Linked DNA regions of Homo sapiens: all the other regions are linked to region 2. Evidence: chromatin contacts called from ENCODE Hi-C or POLR2A ChIA-PET data. All regions are on one chromosome and are shown on one strand. Each heading gives the region's core, a stretch centred on a gene start or an enhancer-like site at or near the end of the contact. The rest is flanking DNA. Distances are from core to core; before and after follow the strand shown. Region 1 has its middle 53 kb from the start of LINC02541. Region 2 has its middle 41 kb from the start of LINC02541. Region 3 has its middle 48 kb from the start of MARCKS.

Region 1 (4,081 bases), core at 61-2,560, 94 kb before region 2:
ACTCTGTCTCAAAAAAATAAAAAATGAAAGACCTACTGTGTATGTACCATCCATAAATCCAAGCAAGAGAGGATGCTGCTCTGCATCTTATAAGGGAGCAAGCAACCTGGCCTTCTTTCAACAGCACTTCTCTTCATGAAAAGGAGAGTCCACGGGGCCAAAGCGATACCCCCACCCCACCCCAAACACATCCTTAATCATGCTTTGAGTTCCCAGGACCCTAAAATTCCCTTCCCAATCAACTAAAACCAACTTCTTAGGACCTGACTAGGCACACCTTTAGGCCAAGGGATGTCCCAGAGGTGGCTGTTGATGAGGGTGTTAATGCAGCTTGGACACGTGTGGTGGAGTTTGAGAGGTCCCATGCATTGTAGGATGGGGGTAGGGTCTGAAAAGATGGGGGTAGACCCAGGACCTAGGGCAGTGGGCCAGGCAGTGAGAGGCCCGATTTCCCTGGCCATCCAATTCCAGGATGAAACTCCAAGGAGTCAGGGAACTCTAAATTCAAATCCAGCCTCTAGATAGTTAATGAAAATACATTTGTCATGAAGGGAGGGTAGAACATATTTTATGTTTTACTTAAGAATGTTCAAGCTTGCATCATAACTTTTAAGTATTTAGGCATATGGCTTGTGGGCCTCCGTTTGTACTCTTGCCCTGGGCCCTGCAAATGTTAGGGGCGAGCCGAAAGGACACATCTTTGCCTCACATCCCTCCGGGATGTTTGCTTATTTGAAATTAGCAGCCATGGAAGCTTTCCAAGGCTCTTTGAATGCAATGAGAATGTGGTCCATCAAAAATGCTGTCTGATTTTATTGCACATGAGAAGTTGTTAACTCTGGCAGCCCAGCCAGATTCTTGTATGTTCTCATTGTCCCTTAGGCCTCCCCAGCCAAATCCTAATGGGGTAATGAGTCTGTGCCTATGAGATTTGAGGGAGGGGCTGAGGGAAGTGTAATCAAGCAAATCACAAAGTGTTGAGCTTAGAGAACGGAAGGCCTCCGTTCCTTTGACTTCATTTTCAATTCACTTAATTTCAGGGTTGGATCCCCCCCACCCCGCCCCTTTGGCAGTGAAAAAGAAAAGGAATGTTCTCTGTTTTTCCTCTTATAAAACCTGGAGCATAATAACTGCCCTGGACTGTTAGGAACACGGTGAGGAGGATCTCAGAGAACAGGGACTGCTTATAGCCTACATATGAAATTGTATAAGCAATTGTCGTTTTTCCCCCATTCATTAATCTGGCAGGATTTACTAAGGGTTTTAGAAGGGAAACATGGCTGTTTTAAGAGAAACTACAATAAGGAAATGGTGGGGGTTGGGCAGAGAAGGCCAAGGACAGACTTGAATTCACACTTTATAAATCTGGCACGGTATATGTGAACTGCTTCATGAACTGGCTGATATCAGGCAAATAAGAAAGTTAAAGCAAACCAAGAGCTATGCTCAAGCAGTCAGTTCTCCCAGCAAATTAACCAGGCACTTTCAGGAGTATGAAACTCCAGAATCCAGGCAAATGGCACAGAGGTCTCTGAATGGGTCTCAGCAGCTGCCAAGGCAGCTCACACATCTTGCACACCAAAGGAGTCACTTACCCTCTTGAGGAAATGAAAAGTCCCTAAGACCAAGCCTCTCTGGAACATGTCATAGGCCCTGGGAGAGCCCAGGGATAACCTTTAGGGTTAAGTGTCCCCATGATGCTGCTGGTATTTCAGTGAGAACAGGCAGGCCGGAAGGAGGCTGGTGTGGGAAGCAGCCCTCACACAGATGTTAGCATAAAAGAGCTGTTTACTTGGTGATTAGTATCATGAAATGAAAAGCTCAGGTTTCAACTGCTTAGGGAAGAATGATTATTTTTCTCACTGTGCAGCCTTTGCCGTTGGCACAGAGAATGTATTCATCAACGTCCCAGGTGTCACTCTTGGGCAGGTGGGATTCCAGACTCAGGTTGGGCCATCACCCCTGGCCCCATCTGGAGAGACATGGGGACTTGCTCAAACTTTTGTATTTATGTAATGAGTAAGAGGCTGAATCCCAGAGGAGTTACCCCTCAGCCAGGCTAACCTCAGAGTTCTGCATTTACCATGGGTACATCACCACAAAACAGTGACCAACACTACCTCGTTCCTAACTTCCCCAGAAGGGCAAGGGTGAAATGGACCAACTTACAGATTCATGGGGTTTAGAGAAAGAATTAATCAGCACCCTCTTTTTATCACCAACAGGCCTACCCATGGCCAATACATCCAAATTGTGCACACTGTGGAAAGATCACTCTCTTAGTGCCTCAAAGCTTAGAATCAGTTTTATTAAATTATTCTAACATTTCCCCCAAAGAAGTATGAGCCAAGAGGCAGTTTATTTTCTGGAAAAAAAACATGCACTTTGAACATAAAGGGCTCTTGGTTTGAATACCAGTTCTTCCACTTACTAGTTATGAGATCTTGGGTGAGTTATTTAAGAATTCTGCATCTCAGTTTCCCAATATATAAAATAGAGATAATAATAGCTACATCACAGAACGATTATGCAGATTAAATTAGATAACTCCTGATAGGCACTCAATACAAGGAAGCTTTTATGAACAGGAAATGTGCTTTTCAGAGAAGCCTTTACCTCCCTCCCCATTGTAAGGTCTTCGAGTTCAATAGCAGCATCTGGGGTGGATTCTCCTCCAGAGCTACAGTGCTGCCTCCTCCTTTCCAAATGAATAAATCTGGTTGCTCCCATTGCATATATCAGTGTCTAAATAAAACTTTCGGTGAAAATGATTTCAAAAAACAATCTGAGGGGCTAGATGTGGTAGTTCATGCCTATAATTCCAGCACTTTGGGAGTCCCAGGTGGGTGGATCACCTGAGGTCGGGAGACTAGCCTGGTCAACATGGTGAAACCTCGTCTCTACTAAAAATACAAAAATTAGCAAGACGTGGTGGTAGGCACCCGTAATCCCAGCTGCTCAGGAGGCAGAAGTTGCAGTGAGCTGAGACTGTGCCACTGCACTCCAGCCTGGGTGACAGCGAGACTCTGTCTCAAAAAAAAAAGTCTGAGGGATTGCTTCTTGCCATCTCCTTCCTACCATCCCACTCTACCTTCCACGTTGCATCAGGAAAATAGCATCTGGGGAAAGAATGGGAGACTCAGCTTTTCTGGGAAGTAGTGATGGGCAAAGGCAGTTGAAGGCTGTGACCTTGAAAGGACATCAGAAGCTACCCAATAGAAACCCCTCTGAAGCTGAACGCTAGATGATAACAGAATGGCTTTTTTTAAGACTTGTTTCCTTACTAGCTTCAAGGCTGCCCTAAAGGCAGACCAGAAAGGGGCAATTCTTACACCCAAGGCCCAGGTGTGAACCCAGCATCCTTACTTGTAATTGCATGTATGGTAATTGTCTGTCCAGCGTATCCCAACCAGAGATGCATACCATCTTGCCTCAATCCCGTTTCCAAATTCTTTTCTGCATATAGAATACTATATCTCTACTGCCATGTAATACTTGTTATTATCATTAGGCCCAATTATCACTGATACCACACAACAGTATTTTTTAAAAGTCTTGATGTTATAATGATGGATGTTATGTTTTGGCACCGCTCTTCTGCCTGATCTCATACAGAACTTCTCACATACCACAGATAAGATGCATGAATAAATAAATTGCTTTTAATGCTGGATGACACATGGACTGAGTGTGTAATGGCAGGTCCATGAACAGGAAGGTGGGGAAAAACATGTGTGGAGAGACTTAGACAGATAGAGTGCTTAGAACCAAAAATAGGTAGTTTAGAATTACACAAGCATCCCTGATCTCTTCACGACAATAGGGAATTTTTACCTGTTCTTTGTCTCACGTAGCTTATAGATCTACCAGAAATTCCTGGAGGTGAACTAGAGCAAGACATCCTTCACTTTTCCTTCCCGGAACTGAGTTCACACTTTGCCAACATGAAATTTTGGTTTGCTGTTGGAAAGAATCTATGTTAATGGTCCCAATCTTAACAAAACATGCTGTCAGAGGAGTTTGGGAATAGAAGGGAAGAAAAGGGTGGGCCCGGCTGTGTGGCTCTTCAGCCTGAGCCCTG
Region 2 (4,114 bases), core at 389-2,888:
GCCAAGATTGTGTCACTGCACTCCAGCCTGGGCGACAGGATGAGATTCACAAAAAAAAAAACTGGTTGAACCATGATAACTTTAGTCAAACTAATTATTTGTGACTGTTACTTAGATAAAATTAATGAACTTGACTGGCTTAAAACCATAATATTTGTTTGCTTTTTTTTTTTAAACCAAATTTGGTGGAATTTGAATTTAGGTGGGTGTAGGAAAAAAATCAAATGCAATTTATATGTTTCAACATCAGCTTCATGTGTGCAGAATACTGCAGACTTCCTCGATACAGAGAGCAAGAGTGCAGTAAGGTCGGCCAGGCACGGTGGCTCACGCCTGTAATCCCAGCAGTTTGGGAGGCCAAGGCGAGCGGATCACCTGAGGTCAGGAGTTTGAGACCAGCCTGGCCAACATGGCAAAACCCCGTCTCTACTAAAAATACAAAACAAATTAGCCGGGTGTGGTGGCGTGCGCCTGTAATCCCAGCTACTCTGGAGGCTGAGGCAGGAGAATCACTTGAACCCAGGAAGCAGAGGTTGCAGTGAGCCAAGCTCGAGCCACTGCACTCCAGCCTGGGCAACAGAGCAAGACTCTATCTCAAAAAACAAAAGAAAAGAAAGAAAAAAGAGTGTACTAAGATCTACAGCTAGGAGGTGCTGGCTCCAAAGAGGTCACCTGGTGACTCAAACATCCACCTGCCACAGCACTGGCATGTGGAAAGCAAGACATGCATTCTCTGAATGCTGCTAATAGGGGTTCTCTCAACCTCTGGGAACTAATTTATTTGTGATTTCTGAAAATACATCAATCAAAAGAACATCAAAACTTGGGGGAAAAAAAACAACAAACTCCCTTCAAGGGCATACTTAAAAACAGACTGAGTTGCCGTGTGCGGTGGCTCATGCCTGTAATCCCAGCACTTTGGGAAGCCGAGGTGGCTGAACACCTGAGGTCGGGAGTTCAAGACCAGCGTGACCAACATGGAGAAACCCCATCTGTACTAAAAATACAAAATTAGCCGGGTGTGGTGGTGCATGCCTGTTATCCCAGCTACTCCGGAGGCTGAGGCAGGAGAATCGCTTGAACCAGGAGGTGGAGGTTGTGGTGAGCCGAGGTCACAACATTGCACTCCAGTTTGGGCAACAAGAGTGAAACTCTGCCTCAAAAAAAAAAAAAAAAAAACAGACTGAGTTGAAGAAAACCACCTCCTGTTATTGTAACCAAAATTTTGTAGCCAAAATGGAATCTTTTTATGACTATACAAATTGTGCTGTCTGGGAAGACTGAAAATTTTCTTGGCATTTAAAAAATATTGTATGAATAGGCTAAAATGTCCCCAGTTTCCGTAAAAAGGGAAGCAAGTCTTATTAAAAGTTTTAAGAAATGTATGATGGCTAGCTAAACAACAGTATCATATGGAAGATCTACAATTTTGAGAAATTTATGTCTGTTAACAGACCCAGTATATTTAGCCCAGTTCAATTTATTAGAATATCAATTCATTCTTTACACAATATCAATTCCAGAAGTAAAACAGTTGAGGGAGTATACTGTCTCTACAAGTCAAACAATAATACAGTTTAAATAACAAAACCAACCATGTGACAATCCAGTTATTTCAATTACTTAAACATCTGAATCATAAAAACCACAGAGCAGCCTGAATGATGTCATGGTACCTGGCATCCAGCTGGCTTTGAAACCTCTGCCTAATTGAAACTGCTTCTCCTGATATTGACTTAAATAGTGAATCTGTATCTTTTGACAAAGACGAACCAATGATACTAGGTAACCGTGAGTGCAACTGATGGACATATGTTAGTTGTAAAAAGTGATTTTTTTAATTGACAAAACCTGGATTAGTGAAAAGACAGAGTCAGCACAATGTCACTGTTACTCAAAGACACACACAGCTGTAAATGGAATCATCAATTAGTAAATTAATAAATTTATATTAATTACTCTCGAGAGAATAATGTGTGCTTGACTAATATTTTTATATGCTTTAATTCATTAAATTATACAATTAATAAATATTTGTCAGGCACCCATTATGCTCTCAAAGTGTTGTCCTTGCCCAAATGGAGCCTACATCTTGTTTCATAAGAATAATATAAGATAATTTGAAAACAACAATGTAAGATAATGCTCAATAAATGATTTATACAAGAGGTACAGCAACAATTCAGAGAATGCTGATATAAGTGTCACGTGATGTCTTCAGGGAAGTCCAGAGATGAAGTAAAAATCTGAAGGTGAGGTAGAGTTCCCACAGGAGGAATAAGAAAGACATTCGAATCAGGAATGGAGGCGGGAAGTACAGGTGAGCATGGTGAGTAAGCAAAGAGATACGGAAGAAGCACAGCCTTTATCTGGAAGATTAAGAGAAATATGTCAGGAACAGGCTGTCTACAGGAAATTTAAGCCAGGGTGCAGGTTTCATGACTGTAATCCCAGCACTTTGGGAGGTAGAAGAGGAAGGATCACTCGAGGCCAGGAATTCAGGGCCAGCCTGGGCAATATAGCAAGACTCCATCTCTATAGCAAGTTTTAAAATAAAAATAAAAAACACGTTTCAAAAAGAAAATGCAGAATATATTTAGAATAGTAGTAGTCTTTTCTTTGTTTGTTTGTTTGTTTGAAGACAGGGTCTCACTCTATTACCTAGGACGGAGTGCAGAGGTATGCACATGGCCCACTGCAACCTCCACCTCCTGGGCTCAAGAGATCCTCCGACCTCAGCCTCCCAAATAGCTGGGACCACAGGCACACACCGCTACATCTGGCTAATTTTTTTGTATTTTTTGTAGAGACAGGGTTTCACCATGTTGGCCAGGCTGGCCTCGAACTCCTGGCCTCAAGTGATCTGCCCACCTAAGCCTCCCAAAGTACTAGAATTACAGGCTGGGAGCCACTGCACCTGGCTGTAGCTGCCATTTCTGAGTTCTTAGTGTGTATTGGTCATTTTTTATATCACTCTTCTCAATTGCCCTGTGAGATAGGCATTATTACCCCTCTTTTGCAGATAAGGAGACTGAGGGTCAAAGAAGGTAAATAACTTGCCCAAATTCACACAGCTTGTTCTGGTAGAACCGAAATTCAAATCAAGTTTTCAGTGACTCCAAAGTCCAAGCTCTTTCCATTTGGGGCACCTACCTCCCAGGTTCTAAAAGCAGGGGAAGGCGGGCAGGTGTGGTGGCATACGTCTATAGTCTCAGCTACTTGGGAGGCTGAGGGCTGAGGTGAGAGTATAACTTGCGCCCAGAAGTTTGAGACTGTGCTGAGCTATGATCATACCACTGCACTCCATCTTAGATGACAGAGTGAGTTTGTAAATAAATAAATAAATAAAAATAAATAAAAGCAGGGCAAAGGCATTATTTGGCTTCTTGGTTGCCATGTTTATCCAGTGACAGGCCTGCAGCAAAGTTTTAAATGGAAAGGACCTAGAAGGAATAAGATTCCTCAGAAGGACACAGGTCAATGAAGGTTATGATTAAAGTGGCTGCAGAAGTCACCTGGAAGAGGAAAATTCAAGAGTTAACACAAACAGTCATTACATTTTGTTAACAATAATTCTATAATTTCTAAGTCTAAAAACAGGCTCACAAGATATATAGTACATAATTTGCCCCCAGGAATTGTAGCAGTAAGTATACTTCATTTAAAAATAATTACACAACATGACAATTGGACGTAGAGAAATAATGCTCAGCATGGAAAAGAGGACAAAAGAAAATCAACTCGGAGAAGATCTGAGTAACCTATAAACAAAAGTGGAAGTCACTACGGTAGGGAAAAAAAGTTGCTGCTGGATGATCTAAATAAGTATTAAATAAAGACTGAGAGGCGGGAGGATCACTTGAGGCCAGGAGTTCAAGACCAGCCTGGGCAACCTATTTAGACCCCATCTCTAAAATAAAATAAAAATAAAGACTGATGTCTATAAGTAATTAAAAAGACCATCTGAGAAGCTGAATGAGTTGGTTGGTTAGGCAAACCTAGCTTACAAATCCTTGAGGTCCATCTGCTCAGTTTTAGCTGCCAACACACTCTTTCCAGGCCTCTCTATGCTGTTCTACCCAACAGAACACAGAAGACCTTGCTGCTGTTGAGG
Region 3 (4,188 bases), core at 1,455-3,954, 120 kb after region 2:
AATCTCTGTAGTGGATTGTATGGTGACTCCCAACAAGGTATGTCCATGTCCTGACCACCAGAGCCTGGGAACATGGCCTTATTAGGAGAAGAGGTCTTTGCAAATGAAATCAAGTTAAGAACTTAGATGAGGTAATCTTGGACTATCCAGGTGGGCCCTAAGTGCAATGACAAGTGTCCTTATGAGAGACAGAAGAGAAGCCCATGGAAATATGGAAGCAGAGATTAGAGGGAGGAAGTCACAGGCCAAGAACAACTGGAACCACCAGCGTCTGGAAGAAGAAAAGAAAAAAATATCTCCTACAGCCTCCAGAGAGAGTAACGTGCCCTGTCAGCAACTTGATTTCAGACTTCTGGTCTCCAGGACTATGAAAGAATCAATTTCTGTTGTTTTAAAGTACTAAATTTGTGGTAATTTGTTACAGCAGCCTCAGGAAACTAATACAGTAAACTAAGGTGTTTGTTTTTGTTTTTGTTTTCAGTTTCTAATTCCACAATTTCTATTATTCATTCATTTGTTCAGTAAACAAACAGGCAATGAATGTGTCAGGCATTGGACAATGCACGAGAGATACAGAGTTGAAAAATAAATCTATTCTCAAGAGCTTTATAAACTGATAGGGAGAATCAGACATGTAAGTACAATGAAGTATTACAATGTCATTATTATGTATAGGCATGAGAAGGAAGTGACCACTGCTTCCTGGGATGGTCACAAAAGGGTTCAAAGAAGAGAGACACAGAAAAGCTGAAGAAGTGTTTGCTGGCCAAGAGGGTTAAGAATGGGAGGGAGGGAATTCTTGGAAGAGAAAGTATCATAAACAGAGGTATGGAGGTATGCAATCACATAACCTCTACAAATATTGGATGCTTTTAAGTATATCTGGTAAGATTCTACAGTAGGCCTGGTGAAAGGCAGTGCTAAAGGGTAGATAAGGAAGGGCCAGATTATTGACAGCCACATTAGTCAAGCTGAAGAGTTTGGAATGAGTCCTATGGCAAATGGGAAACCCTTAAAACTTAAGGTTTTTAAGCAGGGTGGCAACATGTCACACTTGTGTTTCAGAAAGTTTGCTGTGGTAGAGGTGGGCTGGGTGCCTTGGGGACTCAAGATCAAGGCAGGGAGATTCATTAGAAGAGTACTGATGTGGTCAAAGGAGCAGAACTAAGGCTAAACTAAGGCACAATCATGAGGCGGAGCAGAGGAATGGCAAGAAAGAGAAATTGACAAAGGAATCTGAGAAAGAATAGAGTTTGAGTTAGAAAGTGAGAAGCAAACAGAGCAAATTCTATTGCAGTAACCAAGAGAGAAGAGGGGATCAAGAAGGAAGTAACAACAGTCAGAAGCCAAGTGATGTGAAGAGGACTCCACTGGATTTGCCAATGAAGAGGCCACTGGTGACTTTGGCAGAAAAGTTTGAGGGGAGATGTTATCTATTAGCCATGTAAATTGCTGGCAAGTCAATTAGCATCAGCAAAACAAAGATTGGTCCATAGATCAGTAGTCATCAAAATATATTCCCCACACTATCCCAGCATCATCTTGGAACTTAGAAATGCAAATTCTCAGGCCCCACTCCCCCTAAATCAGATACACTGGGTTAGGGGTCCACAATCTAGGTTCTAACAACGATTTTGATGCAGAAGTCTGAGAACCGTCTATATACACTAGACAGGACTTTACTGCTGAAAAGGTAATTCATGGACTGGCAGCATCAATATCACCTGGGAGCTTGTTGGACCCCACACCTGACCCATTGAATCAGAATCTGCATTGTAATAAGATCTCACGTGATTCAGTTACACAGTGAAGTTAGAGAAGCACTGTTGAAGGGTTTCAATCTCAATAGCTTTCTTGCCCAGTGTCTGAGATTACCTTTTACATAAATCTGCTAAGTTGCTAATTCAAGGAAGGGGGGAGAATTCAATATAACATAACATATTTCCTCCTCTCAAGTGGGATAATAAGGAATAACAAATGGGCTATTTATAGCTTACATGAGACCAGAAACATTGCATGTGCAGTCAAAGTAATGTAGGTGCTTTGTAGTTTTTGGCATTTCAATTCTAGGTTACAGAAATACATGTTTTTCCTCAAAAAGATAGAAAACCTACTGGGGTTCATTATATTATTCTGGTGGAAAATAATATCAGGCCATTAGGACTTTATTCAAAAAAGTATCTTGGTATTCTTGACAGAGACAGTATATGGAAACAGATAGATCTTTACATAACCTTAGTGGGGAATTGCTTGTTAGGAAACCAAAAACATTAAGATCTGTGCAATTTACTGTTTGTAAAATAGAGCTCCATAAAAAAACTGAGAACAATTATATTTACTTTGTGTAAATATAGTTTAGCCCAAAGATTCTCAAAATGTCCTCAGACCAGCAGCATTGGCACCACTGATTGGCTTGTTAGAAATGCAAATGATTGGGCTCTGCTGTGACCAACTAGATCAGTATCCCTGGGGCCGGGATACAGGAAATTGTCTAGCAATCCAGGTGATTCTCGTGCATGGTAAAATTTGGTTTAGGCCTCAGAGACGCTTCATATAAAACACCTCTGCCTGCATTGTCTCTTCTTTGCCTTAACTGCCTCTGAAACTCTCTTCTCGGCTGAAATATTTTCATTTATCTTTAAAATCCTTTTGTGGGTCCTTTCCTCCTTCCCCTTTTTTCTTCCTCTATCTACCTATGTCTTTCCGTTCTACTTTTTCACTTCCTGTTTTGTTCCTAGCTCACTTTAGCTTTGAACTGCCCCATTCTCAAAGATGCATACAAATCTAGCACTTCTACGCAAAAATGTGCCAGCCTAAGCAAGTCTATTAGATACCCATGCTCAGCATTATGAAAGAAACGAAACAGTACATCAGCCACTTAGTTCTTGAAACAATGCAACTTAAAGAAATGACAGTATAGAACGAGTCACTGTACAGTTCTTTGGTATTAATGTGACTTTAGCAAGAACACTCATGACTGTCATGTGCTAACTGTCCACAAAATGTCTGCTGGCATAGAAAAGTACATGATTTTCAATCTACAGGCAGTTCACCAGAACATTTGGGCCCTGTATTAGGATTAAATGTTCATGACTTCACCATAAGAGGTGGCTAATAGGTACAGTAGGAACAAATATTAATAATAATATTAATAAAAGTGTTACTTTGTTTAACTGAAATAATTTGTCTTTATTATACAGTCTACCACTAATAATGATCATTGCTTATAATTATTTATTACTAAATTTAGTCCAAAGCCTTTTCTATGAGCCTTACAGTTAACAGGTTGGTGCAAAAGTAACTGCAGTTTTGCCATTAAAAGTAATAACAAAAACCGCAATTACTTTTGCACCAACTTAATATTACTATACGTATGTATTTATTTATTTTAAGACAGAGTCTTGCTCTGCTGCCCAGGCTGGAGTGCAGTGGCGTGATCTCGGCTCACTGCAATCTCTGCCTCCTGGGCTCAAGCAATCCTTCCACCTCAGCCCCTCAAGTAGCTTGGACTACAGGCACCCGCCACCACGCCCAGCTCATTTTTGTATTTTTAGTAGAGATGGGTTTCCGCCATGTTGCCCAGACTGGTCTTGAACTCCTGACCACAAGCAACCCACCATCTCGGCCTCTCAGAGTGCTGGGATTACAGGCATGAGCCACGGCACCTGACCTACTATGTATTCAAACCTCCCCATAACCCTATGAGTTCAATACTATTATTATCATCTCCATTTTACAGATGAGGAAATAGAGGAATGGTAAGGTTAAGTAACTTGTCTAGAGTCATTTTGCTGGGAAGTAGTAGACATGGGATTTGCATATAGGCAATCGAGCTTTGGGGTCCTAGATTGTAACTACTGCATTACACTGCTTCTCAAGTGAGAATGGGTTGAATTATACAAGACATATTTGAATTTCACGTTTCTTCACCTTTTGCATTAAGAGACCAGGTTCATTACATATTTTCACATTCTCACACTTTTGTGGAAACAGCATGGTACTGTGGGGCAAATGCCTGCCTGGGAGCCAGAGGTCCTCAAATTTTATCCTAGTATTATAAGCAACTAACTAGATGCATATGGGGACGCTCATGGGTTTACCCTTAATAGGTCACAATTTCTTCTCTTACAAAAGGGGAGTGTTAGACTCCATTAGATCATATTAATGGTTCTTTCCAGATCCAACATT

What was found. A loop is a pair of places that touch in the nucleus more often than their neighbours do. ChIA-PET counts read pairs that join two places held with the same protein, here RNA polymerase II (POLR2A). Pooled maps may share reads with other maps.
Region 1: a map of mammary epithelial cell shows a loop between it and region 2 (8-fold over the local background). The contact joins two enhancer-like sites. A Hi-C loop is called at or near these places in 2 of 168 maps with a recorded cell type or tissue (Caco-2 and mammary epithelial cell). POLR2A ChIA-PET finds 5 or more read pairs at or near these places in 1 of 52 experiments (WTC11).
Region 3: a loop to region 2 is called in a pooled map, with 2.7 times the contacts of the local background. The contact joins two enhancer-like sites. A Hi-C loop is called at or near these places in 1 of 168 maps with a recorded cell type or tissue (chondrocyte), 6 of 37 single-sample maps with no recorded cell type and 6 of 50 pooled maps. POLR2A ChIA-PET finds 5 or more read pairs at or near these places in 3 of 52 experiments (AG04449, B cell and GM12878).

What each region holds. Positions count from the first base shown.
Region 1 is chr6:113,595,326-113,599,406 of GRCh38, forward strand. No RefSeq gene overlaps it. Among named protein-coding and RNA genes, the nearest start is that of LINC02541, 53 kb to the right of the region's middle. RefSeq lists an enhancer at 1,578-1,757. Within about 2 kb of position 1,311, at least 11 of the 41 ENCODE cell types and tissues checked have a DNase peak (open chromatin) inside an H3K27ac peak, as active enhancers do.
Region 2 is chr6:113,689,198-113,693,311 of GRCh38, forward strand. No RefSeq gene overlaps it. Among named protein-coding and RNA genes, the nearest start is that of LINC02541, 41 kb to the left of the region's middle. Within about 2 kb of position 1,639, at least 2 of the 41 ENCODE cell types and tissues checked have a DNase peak (open chromatin) inside an H3K27ac peak, as active enhancers do.
Region 3 is chr6:113,807,212-113,811,399 of GRCh38, forward strand. No RefSeq gene overlaps it. Among named protein-coding and RNA genes, the nearest start is that of MARCKS, 48 kb to the right of the region's middle. Within about 2 kb of position 2,705, at least 3 of the 41 ENCODE cell types and tissues checked have a DNase peak (open chromatin) inside an H3K27ac peak, as active enhancers do.